Linked DNA regions of Homo sapiens: all the other regions are linked to region 1. A link is a contact called in ENCODE Hi-C or POLR2A ChIA-PET data. All regions are on one chromosome and are shown on one strand. Each heading gives the region's core, a stretch centred on a gene start or an enhancer-like site at or near the end of the contact. The rest is flanking DNA. Distances are from core to core; before and after follow the strand shown.

Evidence for each region. Hi-C counts contacts between places; a loop is a spot of excess contacts on that map. ChIA-PET counts read pairs that join two places held with the same protein, here RNA polymerase II (POLR2A). Pooled maps may share reads with other maps.
Region 2: a loop to region 1 is called in a map with no recorded cell type, with 2.7 times the contacts of the local background. The contact joins two enhancer-like sites. A Hi-C loop is called at or near these places in 5 of 37 single-sample maps with no recorded cell type and 3 of 50 pooled maps. POLR2A ChIA-PET finds 5 or more read pairs at or near these places in 1 of 52 experiments (H1).
Region 3: a map with no recorded cell type shows a loop between it and region 1 (2.9-fold over the local background). The contact joins the promoter of SPATA24 here to the enhancer-like site in region 1. A Hi-C loop is called at or near these places in 1 of 168 maps with a recorded cell type or tissue (cardiac septum), 9 of 37 single-sample maps with no recorded cell type and 7 of 50 pooled maps. POLR2A ChIA-PET finds 5 or more read pairs at or near these places in 3 of 52 experiments (GM12878, OCI-LY7 and activated B cell).

What each region holds. Positions count from the first base shown.
Region 1 is chr5:139,662,928-139,666,618 of GRCh38, reverse strand. The region is part of intron 1 of CXXC5 (CXXC finger protein 5); the gene reads right to left. Among named protein-coding and RNA genes, the nearest start is that of CXXC5-AS1, 15 kb to the right of the region's middle. Within about 2 kb of position 2,103, at least 19 of the 41 ENCODE cell types and tissues checked have a DNase peak (open chromatin) inside an H3K27ac peak, as active enhancers do; they include GM12878 and OCI-LY7, where a contact is called at or near this core.
Region 2 is chr5:140,036,782-140,040,472 of GRCh38, reverse strand. The region is part of intron 1 of NRG2 (neuregulin 2); the gene reads left to right. Among named protein-coding and RNA genes, the nearest start is that of NRG2, 4.7 kb to the left of the region's middle. Within about 2 kb of position 1,697, at least 6 of the 41 ENCODE cell types and tissues checked have a DNase peak (open chromatin) inside an H3K27ac peak, as active enhancers do.
Region 3 is chr5:139,401,946-139,405,636 of GRCh38, reverse strand. It overlaps SPATA24 (spermatogenesis associated 24), which reads left to right and starts at 1,548. Exons shown (of 6, transcript NM_194296.2): 1 at 1,548-1,693; 2 at 2,944-3,009; 3 at 3,592-3,691. The coding sequence starts at 1,577. RefSeq lists enhancers at 1,038-1,610, 1,556-1,785, 1,611-2,184.

The DNA.
Region 1 (3,691 bases), core at 854-3,353:
AGCGCCCACGTTCATCTCCCTGGCCTCTTTGTGGCTCAGTATCCCTGACCTGTCCCAGGCCTGGCCATTCTTGCCCCAGCCCTGACCCTTCTCCTGTCTGGACAAAGACCACACCAAAGCCCACGCTCCTGCAGAAACTAGGACTTGATCTGGCTGAGGCTTGTGGTCAGAAGACCCACAGGAGGTCCAGGAGGTAGTGGGGGTCTCTGTGTACCCTGAGACCCCTGGGGCATGGGGGTCTTCTGAGGCTTGGATGGGGTAGTAGGGGAAGCTCCCACAGGCACACACAGGGATGGGGGTGAAGGGGGTGAAGGGGCTGGCCATATTCTGTGGCTTCCTCCCTGGGAAGAGTCAACTTCAAGGCCCCTATCACCCATACTTGGGAGGAGGCCGCCCATGGGATTCTGAAGCTGGGGCACACGTCCTCTGGAAATGAGACTGAGCTCTACCCACCTCTGCTCCACCCTGCTGGAGGACACTGCTGAGAAGCCGGGCAAGGCCCACCCTCTCTGAGCCTCAGTGGCTTCATCTGCACACTGGCCCGATAATGTCCTTTGAGCCCTTTGAAAAAGCCTTTGAGAATAGGTTTAGAGGTTTTCCTTGAGAAAAGGGGTTTGGAAGAACTGGTCTATTTTTGGTTGGGGGCACTTGAGACACTGGGGTCAGTGTACCATAGCAGCTTGACAACGGCTTGTTGAACACACAAACAAGTGGCCGGGTTCTTATCCTCAGCAGGTCTGGTCAACAAACCCTTCCCAGGTGCCCACTCTGGGCCAGGACACTGGTCTGCCCTTTGCTCCTCGCTGTCCATCTACCTGTTCCAGGGCTGCCCAGCCAGGTCACCGGGGTCCCTCTGCCCAGCTTGCCCGGAAGCTGCACGTCTCCAGTGGGTCAGCACTGACGTCAGCAAGACTGGCCGGGCGTGGAGCCCGCCACCTCCGGAACCACCAATTAATTAACTTTTTCAAATTAATTTCCCAAGCAAAATTCCATAATTACATCTGTCTCCATCAGCCCAAGCTGGGCAGGCAAGAGGACCCTGCAATGAGATGGAATGTGGTGTAAGGGGGTGGCCATAACAGCCCTGGGACCAGGTCAGAGAGGCCACTGGGGGTTAGGTTTTACCACAGTTGGGCACTGGCCTGGCATCCTTATGGATGCTATCTGGGAAAGGAGGGGGCTGAGAGACCAGAGCATTCCAGCAAGGAGGTGGGGGCTCTGGGAGACCCATGGCCGGCCCAGCTCATCCCGGTGCCCCCATCCCCCACCCCGGTGCCCCTAAACCACAGCGGGTCTTGGCATGGCCCAGTAGCAGCACAAGCACCGCGAGGCTGAGGAGGCCGCGGCTGCGGCGTTCTAATTTCCCAAAGGGGCTGAGATTAATTAGCTCACACACAGGCGCAGAGAGGGAGAGGAGAGTGGGAGCAGGAGCGGGCAGCGTCAGGCGAGGAGCTGGCTGGCACTCCCCCCTGCCCGCCCAGCAGGCAGTTGGCGGCCTTGACAGCCTGGGTGCTCTGAAGGTCAGTGGCCAAGCTGGCTGAGCCAGCAGATTGGCACCATCTCCTTCCCAGAATCCTCAAGACCAAGGCTGGGGTACAGTGACCAGGAGGATAGTCTGGGGGGAAGGGCTCCGCTGTCACCACACTCTATCAGTTCTGTGCCATGTGCTCTGTCCACATCATCTTGTTTGATGGTCACAGCAACCCACAGAGGTAGGCATCATGATTCTCCCATTTTGCAGATGAGGACACTGAGGCTCAGAGCTGAGTGGGGCACTGGTGTGGGTCAAGGTCAAGCAAGTGTGGACAGTGGAGGTGAGGCTGAAAAGAAGGCTGGCCCAACTCTAGAGCCCACACTTCTTCCCCTGGACCCCTGTGCAGGTGTCAGGGCTACAGGAGCTCTGGGCCTGGGGGACTGGAACACCAGTCACAAAGCTCCTAAGTGTGTCTGTCTGCGGGGAATGAACTTACCCCTGCCTCAGAGAGCACGCAGGGCAGACTCGCACAGTCATTTCACAGATGAAGAAACTGAGACCAGAAAGGGGAAATGATCTGAGGCTGGGACTAGCCTCTAGTAAAGTCAACCCGATGAAGTGACCTTTAGTGAGCCCTGACCCAGGGCCATGCAGCGCCTGGTGCTAAGTGACACACGGACCACGGGATGGGGGGTCATTGTGGCTATGTCCCTGTATACCAAAGAGGAAGTGCCAGCTCAAGGGCACTTGCTCAACTCCTCCCTGCAGGGTGCCCAGGAGAGGGAAATGGAGCCCCTGGGGAGGGGGTGGAGGAGGTGCGCAACCCTGACCAGGCCCCGAGGCAGCTTCCACAGGCCTAACCATGGAGTTTCCCAGAACCTGTCTGCAGGAAGAACCCAGAAACCCCAAGGGGCATCCATCTGCTCCTCAGGGGATCCCCCACCCACCCATCCACCCTCCTCCCTGGAGTTAAGGGGTTAGGTTAGCAGTTCCAATGCTCTTAGGTTCAAACCTGGAAAGTGCCTTGAGATAGCAGAGGGACCTAGGAGAGTTAAGGAGCTGGGCATGGGGGAGGGGGCTGGCTCAACTAGGAACACTACACATCTTGTGTGTAATGGGGCGAGGGGAGCCCCTCATCTCAGAGACACAGGCTCAGGCCATGCCAGGGTCCAAGTGGGGCTTTGGAGTCAGGATTCCTCTCCTAGCTCTGCAGCCTCCAGCCTAGGTGACCTCAGACAGGTTGCTGACCCTCGCTGAGCCCAACCCCTAGCCAGTGAAATGCAGCCGCTGACAGCCCCCACCTCGTCAGGTCCTGGAGAGGACCTATGTGAAGGGGTCAGTGTAGCGTCCACATGCAGTAGGTGCTCAACTAAGGATAGCCATGTTGTTGTTTTTACTGTCCACATCTGCCAGCATAAGTGTGAACGTCACGGACAAGTCAGGCCAGGCGTGTTGGGTAACCCAGGTCATGGCCCTGGTTCTCTCACCATTTGCTTTTGAGCTCTGAGGCAATCCTTCATGCCTCAGTTTCCCCAGCCCCAAATACAAAGCATTCCCCGTCTAGCCTGCAGGACCATGGGGGGATGGACATGTGGTAGAAGCCTGAAGGTTACAACGAGGGTAGCACCCCACTGGCCAGGCTTGCATCTCCTCTTCTGCCCAAAGGAAGAAGGCCTACCTACACTTCTAGACAGCCTTTCCTCCTACCTCCCTCGCCCTCAGCCCTGCCAGCTCATGTCGGCTCTTCTTAGATCTCCCACAGCCCTGACAGCCCTGCCACAAAGGCACATCCCAAGCCTCTCGCCACCCTGCAAAGGCTCCATTTGCCACCTGGAAGTCCCTGCTCAAGTCTAACATATAGCCTTGCTGTGTGAGCATAGGGGGTGGGAGACAGAGAAAGCCTTGAAACTACAGTCGGCTCTCTCTGCTCCCTCTGATATTAGGAAGCCTCCAGGATTTTCCACCCAACACCCATGGGTTCCTTTGCCCTGGGTCCAACCCATTCCCATCCCTCCCCCAACCCCTGGCCCCCAGCTCAGCCTCTTCACTCAGGTACCTCAGCATCCCCATCTGAGAACAGCCCTAGAGAAGGCTAAATCCAAGACATTCTAATTAAGGAGCCCTTGTTGTGGGATGCCACCCCCAGAAAAATGCCAGGTCTAGTGGAGCAGGTGGAGGGGCATGCTCGCCTGGAGATCCAGGTGACATAATGAGAAC
Region 2 (3,691 bases), core at 448-2,947, 370 kb before region 1:
TACACATTGTTTGTTCTAGTGGGTATTCAGTAGCTTAACAGTTGAATGCAGAAATCATGAAAGATTTGAGGGGCAGAAATATGGTCTGTTTCTAGGTTATGATCATCTCATATTATCAAAATAGCATGTGTAGTATAGTTCTTAAAAAGATACATTTAGAACTGCAATCACTGGTAAAGGAAGGGCCCTCACATATCACAAATTATCAAGGATCAGGAATGTGTATGGCAGTAAACATTTTAGAATGCAAAAAAAAATTGCTTTGAATTGATATTCAAAGGGAAGTATATAAATAGGTACCATTTTGGGGAGCCTTATATAAGGGGATTAGAAATTAAAGGACATATTTGTGAGACTTGTGGAATTGGTGATAATATAACAGAAGAGCATAAACTGCATTTTCTTGTTTTCTACTATGTGGTTAAAGAAAACATGTACTGGTAATGCTATATTAAATAAGGAAACAAAATCATCCTAACTAACCACAACACTGTCCTTGTGCTTAGCAGGAAATAACTAACAAATTCATTTTCTGTTTTCTATTCTAAAGAAAGCCCTCTGGGCCACAGGGTCATTGGGAACATTTTCTCCTTGGAGCAGATTTGCCCATTGCAAAATAGGGAAACTGGCACTTGGAAACTGTCGTCATGGCCGTTACATTGAGCAACTGAGGTTGCATTGTTGCTTTGTTTAGCTAGTTTCAGGTCTGAGTGTGTGTAGGTTCTGAGAGGTGTGGTTCTCTGGGAAGTCACCTAGAAAGCCCGTGGGTTTTTTTTTGGAGGGGGGCAAAATATGGAGGGATAATATTGTGTTTAAAAATTGGCCTCAGGAGCATCAATGCAGGAGGTCACACTGGACCTCTTCTTATCAGTCCTCATAAATGGCTCGTTTCCACCATGAAATGTTGACTTGAAGTCTGTGATCTAAGGTGGGGAAAGGTAGACAGGGGTCTTTCTGGAAGAGCAAGACCTGCCAGAGTGATATTTTTACATATCTAATGTGTATCATTTATCCAGAAAGAGTACATCTGGTGATAGAGTTGAGTAAAATCTTTGCATTTCTTAGAAGATTGCATTGTATGGAGGGAGGTGTTTTCTGTGCCTTCTGTGGAAAGGCGAGGAAAAAGAGTTAGAAAGGCCTTGCAGGGATTAGCAATTCTGTACAATGTTATAAAAACATCATGTTCTGCAAATAGTCCTGCATTTTAAAAGATGGTTGCATATATTTTGGTATAATTACACCCTATCTTGTTGTTTTCTTATATTCATGTTTTTAAGCAGTTTCCTTATTGAATAGATGCAGTAAATAGCATAAAAAATGAAGATCATTTCTTTCTTTGGGATTTCCTGATTAGCAGTTTTCCAGTGTATAGTGTACTTTGTTGCTACAAGGAAAGGTGTATTCCTAAGGATTTTTACATTCTTTAGGATAGTTTTAAATTAATGTGGCACCCAGATTCACATATTAGAGAAAGGTGGTTCACAAAATTCAGTATAGCAAAAGCGACTACATATTTTTTAAATGCTGTTTATTTAAAGAATCTTTTCTTCCCCAGCCAGCTGGAAACCCAGCTGTGCTGCAGCTTGAAGATGGGAAAGTGAAACTAGATTAGAAACTGACCAGTCCTAGTGATGAGGACAAGGCATGGTTGTAGATTTAACGATTGAATTACCACCCTAATGTCATTATTTCTTGTAGTGGCTGCTTTCCTCGGCAGACTGCATTCTTGGGGTAGGAACAATAGCTTATCTTTGAGGTCTTCTTTCTCCTAGTTCTCCTGCCCTGCCGCGTTTCGTACTTTGCCTGGTTTATAGAAGGACTCTCCATCAGTGTCATTTGAATGGATAAAGTCAAGTGAAGTTAAAGAAAGCCTCCAGATTAAAACTAAAACAATCTTAACTCTCTGACCTGTGACATCAAGTCCTGTGCTGAAAAGCTGAGTTTGATGATAGCCTTTACCTGTCGCTATGGGAACCTTTCTTCCGAAAGAATCATTATCAACTAGAGTACTTAACCACAATGTGCTTAATCATTGTGCTGATTAGTGTTAATGGGATTTGAGCACTGGAGAATAAAGATCTTGCTGGAAAAGACCCTCTTATTTTTTTTTCTTTTGGAAGGTAGATTACTACTTGCCCACCCCCAAATTTAAACAAAAATAAAACAACCGTCGGTTTGAATTAACAAACAGTTTGAGAGCTAGGGATGGTGGTATATTAACAATCTAGGTGACTAACTTCCTCTCGGCCCCTAATCAAAGCAAGTGTGCTTCCCCTTTACTATCCTGTTTTATCTAGGGCATTTTAATTTTATTTCCTAATATCAATTAGTTTTTTCTTTATAAAATTATATTTATATTTTTGGAGCTGTAGCACATTTATATGGCTCAAAATTCAGAAAATACATAAAAATATATGATGAAAAGTTTCCTTCTTAATCCCTGTTCTCAGCTACCCCGCTTTAAGGCTCTGTGGTAAAATATTCAGGAATAATTTATTCTTGAAGTGTGTGTTTCTCTAAAAACACAATGTTTTTCAAAGCAGTCTTTTTTTTTTTTTTTTTTTTGAGATGGAGTCTTGCTCTGTCGCCCAGGCTAGAGTGCAGTGGCACATTCTCAGCTCACTGCAACCTCCGTCTCCCTGGTTCAAGCAATTCTCCTGCCTCAGCCTCCTGAGTAGCTGGGATTACAGGCACCCGCCACCGCGCCCGATTAATTTTTGTATTTTTAGTAGAGACGGGTTTTCACCATCTTGGCCTGGCTGGCCTCGAACTCCTGACCTCGTGATCCACCCGCCTTGGCCCCCCAAAGTGCTTGGATTACAGGCGTGAGCCACCGCGCCCGGCCCAAAGTAGTCTTAAATTTTCTTTCAACAGAGGGAGAATGTTAATTTTGCCATTAAGCCAATTTTGTGGTAAATTCTTCCCAGGTAATACATATTTTCTTAACCTGGCCCAAGATCTTATCTACCTAGTTCCAGTGATCTCTGAGTCCTCTATCTCAAGTATCTATTAAAGGATCCTCTTTTCTCCTCAATACCTTACCTCACAAATATAATTCTGGACTCAGGAATGAAAATACCAACTTATTTTTCAGATACTTTGCCGTTAAGTTTTCCCTGACAATACATTGTATAAGTCTTAACTGGGATGCTCAAAGGAGAGATCCAAAGGTTTATCACTGAGATTTAGGGCTGCATCTCAACCCATACAGCAATTCTTATTGTTTCACACGCTTGGTGATCTCACAGTAGAGTCCATGTGGGAGATCACATGATTTCACAGACAAAAAGAGAAAACTCCACAGTGCATGATTGCTTTGATTTTCATTCAGAAGACAGAGACCGCAGTTGTCAATGAAGAGTTTGATTTTGACCATATTCATGCACAGCTGGTACAATCCCAGGGAATTTAGCTACCTGAATACTGTTCTGAAGTACGTTTAAAGTAACTGATTGGAACATAGTGTTAAAATTTCAGAGGATCAGGGAATTGCCATTTGGATACATAGGAAAAAAGTAAATATGCAAATATCAAAGCAGCAGAAGTCTTAACCCTCTAAGCGCTGTTTGCTTAGTGGCATTTGGCAATTTTGAAAATTTGTGAAAGGAATGGTGATATCAGTATCATTGAAGTTTCCCCAGTGCAGTTTTCAACAACTTGTTCTTAGATCTTTCTTTGCAAGATCTGAAGT
Region 3 (3,691 bases), core at 299-2,798, 260 kb after region 1:
ATGGCCTTGTCTCCAAGTCCATGAAAATAAACGCAAGAAACAAAACAAGGGCTCCCGCTGAGAGAACCACAGGGATGGCCAAGTTTGTCAGGCCCCCCGGGGGGTTTTGGGGAGCGGCTTGAATGACTTACCCTGAGCTTTCTGCCTCCTTTCATAGTCACTGGTAACTTTTTTTCCAAACTCCTTGTTAGTATAGTCATTTCCTACTTGGGGGTATCAAATTCCATAACTTCCACCCATGACGTGCAACACAAATGCAGCACAACATCCTGGTTAAGAACATGAACTCCAGGCCCAGCGCGGTGGCTCATGCCTGTAATCCCAGCACTTTGGGAGGCCGAGGCAGGCGGATCACCTGAGGTCAGGAGTTCGAGACCAGCCTGGCCAACATGGTGAAACCCCGTATCTACTAAAAATAAGAAAATTAGCCAGGCGTGGTGGCGGGCGCCTGTAATCCCAGCTACTTGGGAGGCTGAGGCAGAAGAATCCCTTAAACCCGGAAGGTGAAGTTTGCAGTGAGCCGAGATCACGTCCCTGCACTCCAGCCTGGGCGACAGAGCGAGACTACATCTCAAAAAACAAACAAACAAAAACACGGACCCTGGAACCAAACTGCCCATAGCAGAACTCCGTTCCACAACTTACTAGAGTGACCTTGGGCAAGTTATTCATTCTCATTCTCATAGAGCCTAGGTAAAAAGGGGCTGATAGGAGTTCCATGAGGGTCACATGAAATAATATAAACATAACGGTGCCACGAAATAGTGAACACAATATATATTCGCTCTGATGTTCTCCAAACCTAATCTTATTTGGGTTTCCAAGAAAAAAAAAAAAGCCTTCAATAGAGACTTGGTGAGTGTGCGTAATCACCGTATCCTTCCCTGACTTCATTTTACTAAACTCTCCTCCTTCAAGCCCTCTTCAGTCCTCCTAATCTCTTCAGGGTCCTCCTCCTCGGGTGGTGGCACATGACTCTAGTGCAGACTCTAGTGCCCAGAGCCTGGTATCAGAGTATGAAGACTTTGATCTCAGGTGTAGCCATTCTCATTTTTTATCTTCGTCTATCTTCCGTGCTTAGGCTTAGGACCCCTAAGTACTAAGTGTGTTCCAGGAGGCTGGAATCTCATACAATGGAGGAAATTTGGAGATTAGGATAAAGATTTGGAGAAAGAGGCATGAGAAGCTAAAGATGCAGGAGTTGCCTATGCTGGCTCTTGCTTCGTGGTCATGCAGTTTAACAGGCCCTGGGTGAAGGCTGAGGGCTGCTGTTTTGAGTGTTGCCTGCTCGCAGGCAAGGAAAGTACAAGCCGGGCCCTGCCGGCTTCTCAGGACTGCGTGAGAAACAGAAGACGCAATAAAAGCGCAATTTCCTGTAAACTTAAATGCCTTAAGGGTTGTCAGCAGTTTCCCCGCTCCAGGCGGCTCCTTTAAGAGGCGGCCCCTCGCCCCGCTAACATAGGAAGTCCCCGCCCCCCGTTGCCAGGGTGCTCTGTGGCGTCGCATTCTCATTGGTGGGCGACGGCGAGGATCACCCCCGAGGCAGCCATTTCCAACTAGCTGGCGGGGGCGGAAGATGGCGACGCCCCTCGGGTGGTCGAAGGCGGGGTCAGGATCTGTGTGTCTCGCTTTAGATCAACTGCGGGACGTGATTGAGTCTCAGGAGGAACTAATCCACCAGCTGAGGAACGTGGTATGCAGCCAGAGGAGTTTGGGGAGAGGCGGGGCCGGATGCCTCACTGGTGGGGGCGGGGCCAGAACCTGTTCCGATGCGGGGGCCGTGGCTAGAACGCATGGCCCATGGCGTCATCAGGAGGAGGCCGGGCTCAGTCGGTAGGGGTGGAGCCAAAAAGGGGCGGACCTTCCTGAACCAGGGAATTTTAACTAAAATCAAGCCATATTCTCCCTTCCGTTTGCCTGGTTGCTGCAAGAGCTGGTAGAGAGTCCCTGAGCCTCAGTTTCCCCATTTTCAGTGGAGATGACGTCACTGAGTTCCCATGGCCCTCCTGTGCAGGCAGAGAAACTGTCATCCCTTCTATTATGGACACCATTCCCGAGAGTCAAAGGCAGTGCCGTGTTGAATGCAGTAAGCGCAGATTTGGCCCTTGCCAGCGCTAACTTAGGGGCCTCCAAGAACTTTACATGCCTTAGCTTTTGCCTTCTCAATCAAACCCCAGCTAATGGGTGCAAAGCATTGCAGTCACAGATTACCTGGGTAGGCATGATAGAATCCTGGCCATCTGGAGTTCATGGTTTTTCTGGTTTTGTTTTCCTGTCTTGATAAGAAGGTTAGGATGTATCTCCATCTCAGAAATAAAACTGGCTTCACATCTACTTCTCATTCTAAGTTGTTCTTAGACAATTTCTTCCCTTCTGGGAAGTTGAATGTGGGGGAAAGGGGAGAGAGACCTGTCCTATTTGCTACCCTAATGCTCTCATTCAACAAAATATATGGAGCTCTAGGCACTGAATTGCCTTTGATTCCCTGAAGGTACCCAGGTCTTCCTCTTGGCAGCTGACCTTGGCATGTGTGTCCCCACCATCCAGAGTGCTTTTCTCTCTATCCCTCTTCTGGCCCACCCTATATAGCAGTCAGATCTCAGGTCTAACATCCCCTTCTCCGGAAGTGATTCTGACCCTTCCCCAGGCTGGGTTGGGGCCTCCTCTGAGCCCCAGATCCCCTTATGTCTCCCCATCAAGGCACACAACATGTTAGAAGTGCTAACTGTGGACTGCCTCCTCCATGAGACTGGCTGCTCCTTGAGGGCAGCACTTAGAGCTGAGTCTCAGTTTATCTGTGGAACTGAATTCTCCCTTCCCAAGGCCTCAGTCTCATCCTAGGTACCACGAGCATCATCCTGTTATCCGCTTTTGGTCCTGGTCCCTAGAGGGCGCCCCTTCTACTCCAGCCCCAGGCCCTCCCTCAGCCAGGCTCTGTTGCAGATGGTTCTCCAGGACGAAAATTTTGTCAGTAAAGAAGAGTTCCAGGCAGTGGAGAAGAAGCTGGTGGTAAGTAATGGCCTCTGCGGTCTCCTAATCTTCCCCCGTTTCCCAGGATCCCTGTGGTTAGGCAGGCTCATTAAGTATTAGCCTCTGATGGGTGCAGTGGCTCACAACTGTAGTCCCAGCTCTTTGGGAGGCCAAGGCGGGCAAATCACTTGAGGTCAGGAGTTCGAGACCAGCCTGGCCAACATGGTGAAACCCTGTCTCTACTAAAAATACAAAAAAATATATATATACATATATATATATTAGCCAAGCATGCGTGGTGGCAGGCGCCTGTAATCCCAGCTACTTGGGAGGCTGAGACAGGAGAATTGGCTTGAACCCAGGAGGTGGAGGTTGCACTGAGCTGAGATCATGCCACTGCACTCCAGCCTGTGCAACAGAGTGAGACTCTGTCTAAAAAAAAAAAGAAAAAAGAAAAAAGAAAGGTCGGCCTCTGAGAACCTCCAGCCCCTGTAGCAAGGTGGCCAGAATCTCCCTGTGCTCTGGCTTCTGTGTGTCCCTCTGAGAAGGGGGGCTGGTTAAGGGAGTCTAGGAGACCCAAGGCGGCCTAGGGTAATGAGGTGACTGCTGCTGCCCCTGCAGGAAGAGAAAGCTGCCCATGCCAAAACCAAGGTCCTCCTGGCCAAGGAAGAGGAGAAGTTACAGTTTGCCCTCGGAGAGGTAGAGGTGCTATCCAAGCAGC